Regions from separate parts of the Mus musculus genome. Here region 1 is linked to region 2. Evidence: chromatin loops called from intact Hi-C (ENCODE). Cell type or tissue: left cerebral cortex. All regions are shown on one strand. Links, peaks and the distances in the headings refer to the core of each region. The heading gives the core; the rest is flanking DNA. Region 1 overlaps Ppp4r1 (protein phosphatase 4, regulatory subunit 1). Region 2 holds the start of Rab31 (RAB31, member RAS oncogene family).

Evidence for each region. Hi-C counts contacts between places; a loop is a spot of excess contacts. Peaks named below come from ENCODE experiments on the same cell type or tissue, not always from the same donor. Only the 100,000 strongest peaks of a DNase experiment are listed, where the experiment ranks them.
Region 1: a loop joins it to region 2, with 6 times the contacts of the local background. A loop is called at or near these places in 2 of 42 quality-filtered maps.

The regions. Positions count from the first base shown.
Region 1 is chr17:65,820,411-65,828,745 of GRCm38, reverse strand. It overlaps Ppp4r1 (protein phosphatase 4, regulatory subunit 1), which reads right to left. Exons shown (of 20, transcript NM_001114131.1): 11 at 3,957-4,486. Among named protein-coding and RNA genes, the nearest start is that of Ppp4r1, 41 kb to the right of the region's middle. In left cerebral cortex, for the core only: a CTCF peak has its summit at 6,661 (motif pointing left); no DNase peak of the experiment used is centred there.
Region 2 is chr17:65,768,890-65,777,224 of GRCm38, reverse strand. Rab31 (RAB31, member RAS oncogene family) reads left to right here and starts at 4,473. Exons shown (of 7, transcript NM_133685.2): 1 at 4,473-4,719. The coding sequence starts at 4,681. In left cerebral cortex, for the core only: a CTCF peak has its summit at 3,356 (motif pointing left); DNase peaks (open chromatin) are centred at 5,234, 5,545, 5,921, 7,882 and 4 more places; H3K4me3 peaks cover 2,283 bases; H3K27ac peaks cover 3,437 bases.

The sequences.
Region 1 (8,335 bases), core at 61-8,060, 52 kb before region 2:
AAGCCAAAACAACTTACCAAGCACGACCTTCCTTATACAGAAAGTTCAAACTAAGAAAGAGGATTCTCTGCCCCACCAAATAAGTGAGAAATTTAGAGAATATATTTATATTTCGGGGAGGGACCAAAGCTAACATTCCCCTTGCACACATAAAATTCAAATCTACTGCTCAAGACATCCTATGCATATGTGACAGCATCTGTCTAGTTTCCTGCCTTGGACAGTGGAGCTTCTTTCTGCAGAGGTCAGTGCAGCCTCTCAGCCTTACACTGAATCTACGCTAATTCTCCCAGCACCAAAGCAGGCTTGTTAAAAGCAAAGGAGATGGACGGGTCCATGAAACTGCATGGAGAGGACATGGCTGCTGTGATTGTGAACTATCAGCAGGGGCCCTCCAACATCCCATCATACACAGAGGGGTGCTCATGAGGCCACACCTCCCCTGAGCAGCTGTTATTGGTTGCTGAAGGAGGTGGGGTATCATCTTTATAGTATGGCCACTGGGAGATGAGGTGGCAAGACAGGGTACAGAGGGAGATTAAAGGGGTAGTAGACAGTAGTGTGTGTGCGTGTGTGTGTGTGTGTGTGTGTGTATGAAACTATCAAAAGCAGGTGCTATGCAAATGACTTAGAAAGGGTGGTGAGTCTGAGACAGTGGAGTGCCCCTGAGTACAGCTGTTCCCAGTTCACTAGCCCACTCTCATTCCTGGGACTGTTCTCTTTTTGAGGCGGCTGTGGCGGAGGGTAGGGGCGGGCTTCTCTAAATGCATTAAGTATCTGACCATGCGCATTCAAGACTTGTGCTCAAGGAACTTCTACTTCAGTGGGTCATCATTACCTAAATAAAGCAAACAGTAGTGTTTACTCGTGGGACATTCTGGTGATTTGCATTGTTCTCAGAATTTCAGCTATAATTTGTAGTTACCATGACAATCATTTTAACTCTCTTTGGGGTCTTTCAAGTTTCTAAAGCAAAAGCAGAAGTGTGCTCCAAGCTGACTGTACAAACTGTCCCAGAGTGCACGCGTGTCTGACAGGCAGGTCCCCTGTCTCCCATGGACTTGCTTTCCATCCATGCATGTCCAGCCTGTCATGTGTCATGTGTCGTGAGCCGCTGGCCATGTGCTGCAGGCCGGCTGTGACTGCAGCTCTGCAGATCCACCACATCACTCTTACAAAGGGGATCTCTCCCATCTCTGTGTCTCACTGTGTAGGATCTTCTGCTGAACTTGTCCTGAGAGCCTACTGTGCTCACAGCTAGCAAAAGGATTCCCCTTCCTTCCCTATTGTAGTCTAGTGAAAGCAGTTAATTCACTATTAAAAATCACAGGAGAAAAAAAGACCGTCGTCAATGATCACAGGCGGTCTGAAACTAAGTCCGCGGTACTGCCTTACAGACAATCGGCTGTGACCTGGTCTGTGTAGAGCTGCTCCCTTAGGGCTGTCGCCACGTTCCCTCTCCTCCCAGGCTTACTGTCAAGACACCATGTTTACAGGACAGCACAGCACTGGTCTCCTGGGTCGGACCTTTGCTTTTAGCCCTGGATCAAGAGTGCACCTTTTAAAACAGTCCAATGCTTTCTGGAGAACTAAAGGCAAGTCCTGCTCTATAACGCACCGCTAGAAAAGAAAAAAGAGCCCCATTGAGCCCTTCTAAAAGTTCAACTCATTTTGTAACACAATGGAGACTAGTTACTTAGCAGAGATTAAACAAAAATGTCCTCAGATTTTAATAAAATCTAAAAGCACTACATGACAAATTTAAATTGTTCTAGGTGTCATAACTGAATTATAAGCATAATTCATATGTAAGCATGTAAATAGTTAAGTTACCATGTAATATTAATAATGAAATTTAACTACAGTATAATTTTAAGTCAAATATACTAGCCATCTCCAAAAACACACATTATGAAACTTAAAAAGTTTATCATTTTACTTATTGAAAAAATGTGCATTCAATATTTCTATTAATATTCACTGAGTGCCCACAATGTGTTAGAGAACTAACAGGTACAAGAGTCCTGGAATAGATCTAAAGACTGGCTGGCCTTTTGCATATAAATTAAGTTTAAGGAAAATAAAATGAGAGTCACTAAAGCTAGATGAAGTTACTAAAACTGAGGTTGATTATTGAGATTGAAACAAGAAGCTAAAGGAAATAACACATCAAACACTTGACGGTAGCTGCTGTGGGCATGGCTCGCTTCCTCTCATCGGGGGCTGAGGATGGGCGAGAAGAAGGGAGAAGGCAGTGCAGGGCTCTGCTGAGGAGCTGCGCCATCGACTCAGAGCTGCTGTGTCACTGAGCTGTCTGTCCTAAGATTCAGAGAGGGTGGGGCCATGCTCGGGCTAGGAAACTGTTCTCCACCTCCGCTGTGTCACTAGCCACTGGGTTACTTCTCACATCTCACAAACTTCATTCAGAAGGGCAGTGGCTTCCACTCGTAGGAACTATACCCCAGTGAATCTTCAAAATTAAGGTCACAACTAGAAAGCATGCTGTGCAGAATAAGCCAGACTCAGAGAGACAATACAATACAGCACGTTCTCTGTCCCCTGTGGATTCAAGATTATACCCATCTGTGCAGAGAGATAGTTTAAATCAAATTCAGTTAAATTAAAATAATATTAGGGACCAAGGATGTAATAAAATTTAATGCTTTTCAGGTATAAAATTACAACAGGAAATCTTAAAAGTCATAGTAAATGAAAACAAGTGCAGAAGGCAGCTAACTGAACACACAGACCACAGTTTTCAAAGTTTAAACAAGGTTTTAGCTGGTTTTATGTCGTGTCACACTGTAATAATCCTAGCTCTCAGGACAATGGGGCAGGAAGACCTGGGGCCAGCCTGGGCTACAGAATGAGATCTTATCTTCCCCACAAACAAAGAAACCAAAAGAAAGGTTTCTGTTGTAAAAGAATTACTTAAGATTTTACTTTATTTTTGCTTAAAAATGGGTATTTCTCAAAATTGAGCAAACTGATAGTTTAGAAATTTTAGTTTTGGGAACAAAAAGGGTAAAAACCATCCAGAATGTGGTATTACATCTGAAGATTTGCAAAAGTTTGCAGCTATAGGATTTAAAAGTTTTTTGTTTTGTTTTTTTCTTAGAGACAAATTCTCATGTAGACCTGTCTGGCCTGGAACTTTCTATATAGGCTAGGCTGGCCTAGAATTCCCAGAGGTCGGTCTGAGTGCTGGGATTAGAGGTGTGCATCATCATGCCTAGTCCTAAGAACATTGAGCACCATCTGACTGCGTCTGCTCCTAACCCTGTTCCTAAGCTCCGCAGGCAGAATAAGGAGAGCCTCGCAACACCCCACTTCCCACTAAGGACTTAATGCATCGTCCACTTGGTAAGAAGACTGCTTTCTTTAGGACTCAACAACCAGTTCAGTTGCCCACAGTGGAGGACATGGGCCATGTATGTGATGTCCCCCACCTCTAAAATACAAATTTGAAAAAGAAATTATTCTTGTAAAAGTCTAAAGCTCACTCTTTAGCCCTCACCTTTCTTACTCTCTTTCTCTCTCTTTCCCTTCCCCCCTCTCTCACGTGACCACGTCCGGTTTCTCTCTCTTTCTACCTTCTCTCTTTCCCCCTGCCTTTCTACAATAAAGCTCTTAAACCATAAACAAACAAAAAACTCTAAAGCTCTTAAAACACCCTACATGTGAAAACCCAGAAATCTATGTCCACCATATAGACTACAGCACTTCTTTAAAAATAAGACCCAGAGCAAAGTGAATATAGCAGAACTCAGAACTTAAAAATTACAAATGTTAAACACTGAATAACTGCAAAAGGTGATTTCTGAGTGAACACATCTATTCAACAACAAACAGCAGAGAGGAGCCATCTTAGACACACAAATCAGACCAGCAATGTTGTCTTAAAGGGCATGTTTAAAATCACCTTTAAATAAATAGTACAATGGACTCTTCCATACCTTTCACATCCGGGTCATCCATGTGTGGCTCAAGGTTTTCTATCATTTCTTCTAGTTCCTTCCGGGTAGCCATGGTGATATTGGGAGGGCCTGGTAGAGGGGCTGCAGGTACATCTCCTGTTCTCTCTGGGCTGAGTCTCTCCTCGGGGTCCTGCTGGAGCTCTTTATCAAGATCTATTTTAGGTAGAGGAGTCCTCCAGAAATGGAAGGAGTTGAACATGTCCTGGTCTAAGGGAGTGGCCTCTGGGGAGCTGGTGCCAGCGTCTGGCCGGGACGCAGACTTGCTGTTGGTGTCAGGCTTTCTACCATTCTCATCATTGCTAGCTGCTTCCTGAGGAGACTCTGAGGACAAAGTACAGAGTAAGGAGCTGTCCACTGGAGCAGGCACGTCACCTGCAGAGTGCCCAGGTGTCTTGGCAGCACAGCCTTCGAGGCTCTCCAGCCTGGCGCTGGAGTGAGGGGCACTGAGGTCTGAAGGAGCGTCCTCTGGCCTGCGATGCTCTTCTTCTACGACATCATTGTCTCTCATCCTTTCATTGTTTCATTTAGGGGAGAGAAAAGAAACATGGAAGTATAGACATAATTACTGGGGAAAGAAGGTCAAGGACAAGTCTGACATAGCATTCAGACTAGCTAAGCACCCACAGGAACTCAACAGCCTTGCTTGTTACACACACAGCTTTTCCATCAGTTGTTCTGCAGAGAGGTGAGACACCTGTCAAACTTGTCTGAACAGTCAAGCATTATTAACAGCTGGAGAAGGCAACACTTAAGAATCCTGGGATGCTGGGGACAGGAGAGGTAACTTAGCAGTTAAGGGCACTGACTGCTCTTCCCAAAGGACCCAGCTTCAAATCCCAACACCCACATAGCAGCTCACAACTGTCTGTAAGTCCAAGATCTGACCTTCTTACATATACATACACGAAGGCAAAACACCAATGCACATAAGATTAAGATAAATAAATTTTAAAAGATGATTTTAAAAAATCCTGGGATACAACAATACTACTAATATTAGTAACAGCAGGAAGAAGAATCTAAGATACACACAAATGTTAAATTATCTATTCAGGGATTATCTGTATTCTCCTCAGCTCCAATGACACAGAGAAAGCTGAGAGTCAAAACATTTTTGCTTATAAACGAGGGATAAAGTCGGCCGTGGTGGCACACACCTTTAATCCCAGCACTTGGGAGGCAGAGGCAGGTGAATTTCTGAGTTCGAGGCCAGCCTGGTCTACAGAGTGAGTTCCAGGACAGCCAGGGCTACACAGAGAAACCCTGTCTCAGAAAAAAAAAAAAAAAAAAAAAAAAAGAGGGATAAAGCACTCACACACACACACACACAACTCTAGAAGGCAGCAGAAGACACTAACTCTCTCAGATAATGTATTAAAAACTACTTAAGTATAAATACAGAGCTATTTTTATTTCTTCCACAATCTCCAATGCTACTTCAAAAACAGGTTTTTCCAAGACGGGCTGTGGGAGCACGCGAAGGCTGTAAGCACTAACCACTGTCTTCCCAATGCAGCCATTGACACTACTGCTGTAAGACAAGTAGTTACTGAATGGACACCCACTAGGACCCATGAATAAATCAGGTTTCGGGATGTGGCATATAGGTCTAGGTAAACTGTACAAATTCAATCCCCAGCACCAATGTAACTAAGCCAGGAGGAGCTGTACACCTAGAGTCCCAGTGCTGGGGAGACAGAAGCAAAAGGATTTCTGGGGCTTGCTGGTCTGCTAGTCTGGGTGAATTGGCAAGCTCCAGGTTCAGGAGGAGACCCTGTCTCAACAAATAGGGTGGGAAGTAATAGAGAAAGATGACTGAATAGACCTCTGGCTTTTACATACACACTGCAGACTCACACATGCATGTGCATGCACATTCATGCACACTCTAGCACAATCATCTTTAGCATAGACAAATAAAAATGAACACAGGAAGCCAAGCTGGGCACAGTGGTGCACACCTGTCGAGACTGGAGGATCAAGAATTTAAAAGGAGCCTGGCCCTACATCGATAACATGAGAAAGCTGAGGTAATAATTGCAGGTAAACAAACATTAACTTACAAAAGCAAATTACTACCATAACAATTAAACTAGTCAGGTGTAGTGGCACATGCCTATAATCCCAGTGCTGAAGACAGAGAGGCAGGTGGACCTCTGAGTTCCAGGTCAGCCTGGTGTACAGACTTCCAGGACAGCCCTAGCTATACAGGGAGAGTGACTCAAAAGCTTAACTTTTACCCCACCCCCAAATTAGGGAATGAGTCCAAAAAGAGACGTACAGGTGGGCCACGGGCCCTGGAGAAAATGATGTGACTTTCTAGAAAAACCTGGACGTGCTTTGAGGCAAACAAAAGAAAAAGAAGAGACAGGCACAGCACACAGGCCAGGCCGGTGCTGAGAGGCTAGGCAGCAGTCAGAACATAGGACACCCTCCTCCAGCTAAGGAGACTATAATGGCAGACAGGGACGGTGCAAAGTCTGGACACACTTCTGAGTTTAACCTGCGGCCACCACAAATAATGAAGCAACTATAAAACCTGTCAGATGGGCTGGAGAGATGGCTCAGCGGCTAAGAGCACTGACTGCTCTTCCGAAGGTCCTGAGTTCAAGTCCCAGGAACCACATCCTGGCTCACAACCATCCAAAATGAGATCTGATGCCCTCTTCTGGTATGTCTGAACACAGCTACAGTGTACTTAGATATAATAATAAATAAATCTTAAAAAAAAAAAACAAAACAAAAACCCAACTATCAAACATCTTCTTTTCCTAAAACCCTCGCTCAAGTAGTGCAGAAGACAAACTGGAGAGAAGCCCGGCTGCCGGAGTGCAATGTCAGCACCAGAGACGACAGACCATGTGTGAGCACAGGTGGGGTCTCCATCAGAGATCAAGGTGGCGACACTGTGTGCATCCAGTCACTTCATGCAGAGCCTGGTGGAAACCCAGAGTCTGGCTAGGGTGATCCAATAGATGCCCACAGCACTAACTAGATGCTACCAACATGAGAGCAGTTTCCACAGGTTAAAAAGTTCAGGTCTGGCCAGGTGGATTAGGCATCTGCTAAATTCCAGGTAGTGCTATCTATGAGCAGTTGACAGACTCACAAGGGCACAGCATAGGGGTGAGCAGTGTAGGAGGCAAGAAATGGTAATGCTGAAAGGCAGGTTAATCAGAGGAAGCCAGGGGAAGAATGACAGACAGAGGGTGAAGAACGGAGCAGCCGAGCTAACAGTGTCTAAGAAGACAATCCAGGCTCCCATGACTTGAAAGTAAAAGGGTCAATGGAGATGTAAATTTGTAACTTGAAAGTAGTAAAGAAAAATGAGTTCTCTCAAAAAACACCATGTGCCTACCAACACAGTGTACATGAAAAGAAATACAACGTATCTGAGAGGTTTAAAAAGTGTCTAAATCGTCTCAGCGTCAGAACAGAGTATCAAACTGGAAACTTAAGAGGAGCTTAAAATATAAGGGTCCTGCACTATTCCTATGTGGCATCAGTTTACTGTGGGCATGTGTGTGCTGGGAACTGACTCCAGGGCCTCCGGAGCAGCAGCCAGTGCCCAACCACTGAGGTGATTCTCCGGTCCCAGTGCAGGTCTTCATGAAAGCGCTGAGCTCCATTTTGTAAGGCTCACCATTTTCAGAAACATTTCTAAAAACACCTGCTTTTTAAAATGCAAGGTACAAATTGAAATTTTATAAGCACATGTCATCTAAAAACATGGTATATAGTAAAAGCATTTGCTATCTGGTGCTTCTCTTCCCCAACTATAAACTCATGAGATGCACACACTCTGCATCTGTATGTCAAACAGGAAGTGACTGAGCAGCAAGAGAGGGGGGCCACCTTCAGGGGAGACTCCTGCCCCGTTCCTGACTCAATGAACCAAGGTACTCTTCCAGTGTACCAGCTTGTGGCCAGTGCTCCTGTGAAAAGTGTCTATCTCCAGTGTGTATAAAGTACACATTTATGAGCACTCTGGCCTGTTAGCCATAGCACAGAATCATTTCCTGCTGTCAGAAACTGGATTGCAGCCATGCACTGATTCTACATTTGAAAAATACAAAGCTAATACTTGAAAAAAAAAATAAGAAAAAATGTCTCAAACTGCTCAAAGGGTCGGGGAAAATCCACATAGGCAAGCACACATGATAAAACGGTGCTGGAATGTTTGGGTGAAGGAGAGACTGTAGTATTCTTTATTTTCCAGAATCATTCTACATAAAAACTTAAAATTATAGTAACTTGGTATTCTGCAGGGGCAAAGTGAAACCTTAGACTTTATCATCTGACAAATTTAAGGCACTCACAGAAATCTAAGTAGCTGTCACTCAAGACAATGAATACTC
Region 2 (8,335 bases), core at 222-8,221:
TATAAGAGTTGCTATGGTCATGATATCTCTTCACAGCAATGAAACCCCATAGCAGGAGTTTTAGCTACTCTGTTTTATGTGTGGCAGGTCACGTGCTTTCAGCCCAGGAACTCTTTGGATTCTTGAATGGAAGACAGACAGACAGACAGACACACATACACCAATTTTAAAATGTTTTGACTACCTCAAAGGCTGGGCACTCCTAAACCTTCCCTGCTACCCCAGGCCCAATCAGAGAAGTGGCTAGTGGCCCCTTACCTGAATTCTTACATAGCTCCTTGGCTCTCTCTCCTGCAGCTCTAAATCTCTTGTGTCTCCCACTGAATCATGGTTAGCCTCTGTCTCCTCCCCACTGTGTCCTAGCCCATGCAACTCTAAGGGTCCTGCCCCATCTCCCTTTACCCAACCACTGGCCTCTGGCTTCTTTATTAATCAATCAAAAAACCAACTGGGGAAAAGGACCTTTAGCATTTGGACACACACATTCCCAATTGAATCAAAGCATTAGAACCAATCTTCAACAAAACCCTAACTAAAATACTACTGCTTTTTTTTTTAATCCCTGCTTAAATTATATCAGAACTTTTTCAGATCTGTGCTGTGTTAGGAGAGTTTTATTGTGATGATGCTTGTAGACAGTGGAACTTTAAGGGGTAGGGTCTGGTGGGAAGTTCTTAGATTATTGGAAGACTGACTTACAAGGGGGTAAAGGCCTCTGTTGTGGATAGCCTTGGGGCTAATTACATTTGATATTAATTCCTTTCTCCAGTGAGTGGCTGTGAACTAGGAATGAGTCAGCACTCATTTCAGCACTGATTTCCTGTAAACCTGCTACCCATCTTAATTTGTAAAATAAAGGAGAGCTGATAAAAGGGAGTGTGGAGAGGAAGGTGGGGAGAGAAGAAGGAGAAAAATGGAAGAGGGAGAGGACGCAGAGGAGGAGGAGGAAGAAGAAAAGCAGAGCAGAAGCACATGGCCTGGAGAAACCCCAAGTTCTAAGGGGTCTCATAGATGTGGAAGATGATAGTGTAGTGGTAGATCTGCCCAATCTAGGCGCACAGCATGTCTTCATATTAATGGAGTCATGTTTTCATTGCCGGGGCATATTTGGGTGTAGATTTACCACAGCAGGCATCCCTCCTAGGTCCTCTGAGAGCAGTCACTCTTTGTCTTTCTTCAGTCTTGCTTCAGTGGGTTATTGTAGGAATGAAACTGACCACTGAGTTGCCTGTTGGCTTTTTGAGCTAAGAGCTGTTCGCACAAGCACTCTTGCCCTAGCAAGGTGCTGGAAGAGACAGTCAGTCGGGTCTGGGCCTAAACTGTCCACTTTGAACTTTCAGCTGCTTTGTTTTGTTCTCCCAAGACAGAGTTTCTCTGTGTAGTCCTGGCTGTCCTGGAACTCACTCTGTAGACCAGGCTGGTCCTCCTGCCTCCGCCTCCTGAGTAGAGATCTGGGATTAAGGATTAGTCTACTACCGCCCAGCTTGACGTTAAAGCTTTTCAATCTGCTAGCTAAACAAACTTGTTTTTACAAGGTCTGAGTGCCTCAGTGACAAAACACGAACCTGTCATAAAGTAAACAGAGCACAAAAACCTGGAAGCTACTTAGCATCTGTCATTCCTAAGACATTCCTAAACTATTTCCTCTCAGTCATCTGTCCTCCTTCTGGGTTCAACTTTACGCATGTCCTTGGCTTAATCTCAGGGATTTCTGGTTTTTTTGTTTTTTGTTTTTGGGTTTTTCTTTTTTTTTTTTTTTTTTTTTTTTGGTTTTTCGAGACAGGGTTTCTCTGTGTAGCCCTGGCTGTCCTGGAACTCACTCTGTAGACCAGGCTGGCCTCGAACTCAGAAATCCGCCTGCCTCTGCCTCCCGAGTGCTGGGATTAAAGGCGTGCGCCACCACGCCCGGTGGATCTCTGTTTTTTTACGAGGCCATATCAAAGTGTCCAGGAGGAGAACCCGGTGAGGAAGAGAATAAACCCATGAACATGTCTGGCTGACAAGACTAGTGTTGCCACACGAGGCAGAAAGCAAGACTTTACCACAAGGAAGCCAGGTGTGGTGGCACGTGCTGTCATCCCAGTACCTGAGGAGATGAGGCAAAATCTCGTGGAGAGCTTGAGGCCGGCCTCAGCTACACAGTGAGTCTGAGGTCAGCCTGGGCTCCTCAAGATTCTGTCTCCCAAACAAACAGCAGCAGCCACAAGCAAGCAAGCAAACAAACAAACAAACAAACAAATTTCAAGCCATACTCCCCACCCGCAAGAAACTTGACTACAGTGAGTTAGGAAAGAGGATGTTTTTAGTGGGTTCATGAGTTGAGAAGACCAACAGGTTGGAATAATTCTCAATGAGGCCCCCCAGCTTGGGCAGGGGACCTGTTAGGGGAGTCTAAAAACCACATCTTAGTGCATCTTAGACACTCAGAGTAGTGGAGAAGAGAAGGAGAGAAGTGCTGGAAAGATGAAGGGGACAGGTGGTCATTTTGTCTGTGCTTGTCCTTCTGGGCAGAGTCCACGCTCGTCAGCATGCCCTGCAGTTCCATGAGTCACCCTCAGTCCACAGGAAGTAATAAAAGGAAAACATACCTCAGCTTTACAAGGGGCACCCTTGAGTACAGAGGGTCAGATCCTACTTGTTACGGAGCCCGTAGGTACCAGGGAAGGCAGGAAGAGGTTTGGCCAAGGTGTCTGCAACTGTGTCTAACAGTTGTCAGCTAAGCAAACCCGAGCATAGAGGCGGTATTGTGTGGGGACTAGGCAATGTCGGGTAGCCTGTCTTCAGTCTGCCCACACAGAGCTGGCTGTCCTTGGATGCTGAATCAAGGAGAGATACTGACACAAAAGAGATCTTGAATAAGACCTGTGTCCACATGACTACTTTTTGATCAATTCAGTCTGGACAAGCAGACTTCTATGAACCTGTACTTTGACACAAAGTTCCTGTTACTCTGGGTAATTTAATTGATTGCAAGTTTGTTCTGGGACCTGTTTTGACTCCAGAGTTCTAGAGTTCCTTCTGTGGACCTTGCTTTGGAATTTCCCACCCTGAGAGGCCACTTTGGGCCTGAGTAGCTTCTATCTGGCCTGCCAGATAACCACAGGGGGAAAAAATGGCAGGAGCCATTGATCAGATGGGACAAGTTATGAGAGAGGCCAGAGAACTGAGGCTGCAGAATGCTTTGTCAAAACTTGCTTTGGGTGCCTGGAGACATGGCTCTGCAGTTAAGAGCACTGGCTGATTTTCCAGAGATGCTGAGTTCAGAGCCCAGGTCCCGTACTCCAACCTCCCACATGGCAGCTCACAAATGTAGCTCACCAATGCCCTCTTCTGATGTGCAGATGTACATGCAGACCAGACGTCCATATACTTCAAACCTTTAAACACTTCTTAAAACTGGCTTTCAGGCAGGAGAGATGGCTCAGCGGTGAAGAGCACCGATTGCTCTTCTGAAGGTCCTGAGTTCAAATCCCAGCAACCACATGTGAGCACATGGTGGCTCACAACCACCTGTAATGAGATCTGATGCCCTCTTCTGGTGAGAACTCCAGACTCAGCATACTGATAAGAACACCTGCCTGGCAAGAAAGCCAGGTAATGAGAACTGCTCTTCACTGTTCTCATTAAAGGGCTTCTGTTTTATTTCCAGGTTGCCTGGATCAATCCTTCTAACAGTTATCAGGCATGCTGGGCAAGCACTCTCCCAACAGAGCCACGTCCAGTGTTGCTGTTTAAAACATATGCATACAATTAGTAGTACCAGTAAATTTAGATTATTCTTAAAGAGCTGTCATTTCTACACAGCAACAAATGAAGTCATCCCAGAGGCTTGGAGGAACAACGGACCATACAAAGACCAGAGGCCATGGCCCCTCTGTGTGACGCTGCACGTAGCCTCAGTTTCCTAGTAGAGGAGTTTGCAGAAGGGTTGCCAGCCCCCCAGTTGTGGCTGGGCTCCTGCCCACATAGCTGTAGCGTTTTTCTACATGGAGAAAGGGGGCTTCCTCTACAGAGTGCACCTCTCTTTTCCCAGGCCCTGGTGCTCCAGTTTTGGAAGCCAAAACACCTGACTGCTTCTCGAATCATCCTTGAGTCATCCTTTGCTGCATACAGAAAAGAATGCATGCAGAGTAAAGTGAAGTGTTGGGAGGAAGCGATTTGAAGCCTGGGTATTAGAAGGGACAAGTTAACCCTTTCCTCCCCTCATCCCGGTTTCTCGCTGATGTTTCTTGCATCTGGAGGTCAGAGTCACTTTATGGTGGGACTACCCAGAGACTTTGAAGTGCTTCCTTGGGACCACAGCCAACAGCATAAACTGTTCCAATGGCTCTTTATGACGCGACGGGTCGTGTGTCCAGGGCAAGTGGTGCCCGACCGGGCTCAGAGCTGATCACGGAAGGGGATGATTTGCCCACAAGTCAGATGTTGGGTGGTCACTGGAGGCCGAAGCGGACCGGGGCCCGGGCGGAGCCGAAGCCCGGCGGCCAGGCTAGACTAGACGTGACGGGAGGAGCCGGCCGGCAGCACGTGACCGACAGCGGAGGCCGAGGCCCAGAAATAGCCGCCTTGGCGGTTCCGCCCCGCGGCCGGCGAGAGTCCTGGGAGACAGCAGGACGCAGGCTGGGCGCGGTGTGGCCCGGACGATGCTGCTGAGCCCCGGCCGGGCCCGACCCAGAGCACATGATGGCGATACGGGAGCTCAAAGTGTGTCTTCTCGGGGTAAGTCCTGGAGCCATCCTACGGGGGATCCCGGCTTCTGTGCGCCATTGTCTCTGCGCTGCCCGCCTCCCGTGCGCTTCCCCATGTCCCGCGCGCTCCATCCCGCGCCCGGCACCAGCCGCCTCCGCCCGCCACCAGATTCTCCCGAGCGCCCCGGATCGCTGCATCTGCGGCCGGGTATCTGGCAACCTTGGGGCTCGCCAGGCTGCGGGTCGGGCAGGGCGGGGTGGAGGGGTGGGAGGTGGGGGGGATTGTTGAGGACCAGAGGACAGCGGGTCATGCAGCCCCTGGGCCCCTAGGACTCTTGCCTCTGCCACTGGTGGCTCCCTCCCGGAGGAGTGTTTAAGTTAGGTTTTCCTCTGCCTCCTGCGGGGGTAGGTAGGGAGTAGTGATGGCAATTTCTTTATTCTCTCCGAAAACAAACCAACAAACCAATCCTTCCAAGCAAGGGAGGGAGTACCGGGGTTTTGGCCCGACTGCGAAGTATTAAGAGCAAACTCTGTATGAACTGTGTGTTCAGCACACTTTCCGTGCAGTGGATGAAAATGAAGCAGGATGAGAAACACCCGCCCCCAACACCCTTCCTCTTCCAAAACGAGTCTTAGTCCCAAGAAATATAAAAGCAGTCAGAAACAAAGAAAGAAACAACATCCAAACTCCGAGACTGGAGGGCCAGACTGACAAACTCCGGCACACTGCGCTGTCCCTTGAAATCTGCCCCCCCCCAGGGATTCAGTGTTTGGGGGTCATTTCCTTGGGGCTACCCACAACAAATTCCCGAAGTCTTCCCAAATAAGAGCTAATGTTATAAGCCATGTTCTCTGCAGTCTTCTGTAGTCTTTGGCATTATCACTGGGCATACCGCCCTGCCCTTGAAGTTGGCAAATCTGGCACTGCAAGGAAAAGTATTTCCTAAATAAAAGAGTAGGGCCGCATTCATTCTCCTCAAAGAAATGCTAATCAGGATGGTTATGGAGGTGAATACAGGCGATGTTGTGGATTAGGATCTGGTGCACCAGGGACTTGTGGTTTCACCTGGGCCCCGCCGAATCCTTTGATGGAAGTCGGATCCTCACACTGCCCTTGGCACTTCCCCTTAGCTAGTGGTTGGTGGAGAATCCCAGGGCTTCTGGCAAGGGCCTTTTCTTCCCCTTCAGTGTCAAGCAAGGCCTCCCCAGGGGCTTCTCACCCAGGAGGCCGGGCAGGATGCTGCTCTTGGAGTTCTTTCTCCTTAGAACTTTCGGTGTCAGAGTAGCAAGCTTCATATCTGCGGGGCTGTCCAGTAGTCCAGACCTAGGAATCCCACGGGAGAAAGGCCTTTGAAGATTTCAAAGGAATAGCAGGCCCCAAAGAAGAGGAAGTGTTGGTGCGAGGGGCATGTAACAGTTAGCCATGGGGAACGTTGAAACAGGAAACATTTTTGGCTCTAGGAGGTGACTTGCATCTCCTCCTTTGCAGTCCACCTAGGTGCCCAGGCACAGTCTCAATGACATCACCTTTAATTTTTAGTTTCAGTGTCCTATTGGGACAGTGACGAGTGTGGCAAGGACTCAGAACCAGGAGTCAGGAGGTCTGGCCTGTCTTCTGCCCCAGGGTGTGGGAGAGCCAAATGAGTGGTTTAACTGTAGACTGGACATATCATTCATTCCCTTCTCTTCGAAGGCAGAGAACTGGTACTGAATGGTCTCTGATGGTGTGTGTGTGTGTGGTGTGTGTGTGGTGTGTGTGTGTGTGTGTGGTGTGTATGATGTGTATATGTGTGTGTGTGATGTGTATATGTATGTGTGTATGTGTGTGGTGTGTGTGGTGTGTATGTGTGTGTGTGGTGTGTGTGTGTGTGTGGTGTGTGTGTGGTGTGTGTATGATGTGTATATGTGTGTGTGTGATGTGTAAATGTGTGTGTGTATGTGTGTGGGGTGTGTGTATGATGTGTATATGTGTGTGTGTGATGTGTAAATGTGTGTGTGTATGTGTGTGGGGTGTGTGTGATGTGTATGTGTGGTGTGTGTGTATGTGTGTGTGTGTGGTGTGTGTGTGTGTATGGTGTGGTGTATGTGGTGTGTATTTGTGTGGTGTATATGTATGTGTGTGGTGTGTGTATGTGTGTGGTGTTTGTGGTGTGTGTGTGTGTGGTGTGTATGTGTGGTATATGTGTGTGGGTGTGTGAGACCATTTCCTGCTGGTCTGTGATGATGCTAGAGATGCCAAGATGAGATGAGGGAACTAGAGAAACTCTTCTTTTTCTCCCCATCTCCACAAACAAAGCAATCTCCACAGGCTTTCTAGAGGCAATGCAGGTGCCTTATTTTGATTTTGGCCTCTTTATGATGGCCCTATCGATAGGAATTTGAACCTGGGGTGGGGGTGGGGGGGGTGGAGGATGCTGTAACAGAGAAAGAAGAAATTTCTGTAAGTTTTGAAACATTATTCATATCATTCCACATCAGCTGTACTCTGCTTTGAAGGTAGCTTGCTACACATTTTAGTGTTACCAAGGTCAGAAGATATTTTATTTCAAAGAGCAAGTGAGCTCGTCCATCCTGGGCACTAGTCCTTAAGCTCCTGGGCTTCTCTTGGATGGCCTTTTTCTGGGCCAGATGTGACAGGGTGACAGGGTGACAGGGTGCATGCATCTCTAGCTACCTGTCTAAATATGCTGGCTGTATGTCTAAGATGGCCTTTAAACGCGGTTCATGGCCTGGGTTTGGTGTACTGTCTGCATTTGAGAGATCCCCCGGGGCCTGATGATAGAGTCCATGATGAGTCCTATGGTCCTTTTAGGATTTTAAGCAGAAATCCTAGGCCCCTGTTGTCATGGTCAGGTGTGTCTGCTCAGGGTGATGTAGAGCATGTAGCTGACACTCAGCTTCCTGTTTTGTTTTAAAGCGATGCCACACAGCCCCTGAAGCCTCAGTGTGATCTATACCCTGCCAGCTTTCCCCTCAGTTGCCTAGAAGGTGGCAGGGTGTCTTTACTGCATAGCAAGGGCTTACTCCTTGCTGGAGAGGCTTGGTGGCTAGTCTTTGTGCTTGGTCACTTGTTGGAAGACAGGCTTCCTGCTCAAGGCACAGGCTGTTTTTAGGCTGGATCCCTGCTGGTGACTCTTTGCTATAGTCTCAGGCTCCTGCCTTTGGCCTCGAGGCTTTATCTTCTGGCATCAGGGTCATTGAGTCAGGTAAAGTGCGAGCGGGCCAGATGGCACGGTCTCTTTACATGTCCCTAGGAACCTTGCCTAGAACCTTGGTGCTCCTACTGTGTACTTAGTGTGTCTGACTCTGTTTCTTTTTGATAAGTGCTCCATGGTGGGATTAGCATTGGCCTGTGGGATACTCTGGTAGCATAACAATCTTGCAAAGTCAAGCGCTCAAGAACCTTAAGGATTTTTGTTTTCTACCAGTTATACACGTGTGGGTTTTCTCCTTTTATGCCACATGGGGACAATCGCAGCCAGCCTTGTGAATGCTCTCCCCTGGGGGTCAGTGGGGCACACTGTGGAAGCTAGCCCCGGAGAGTTAGCATGCCAGACTGCACCAGGCAGAGGTCCGTGGATACCCAGTAGGTCTCAGCTTTGCCAGTCATGTGCCAGGCCATCCCACCATGGAATCTGAACTAGTAT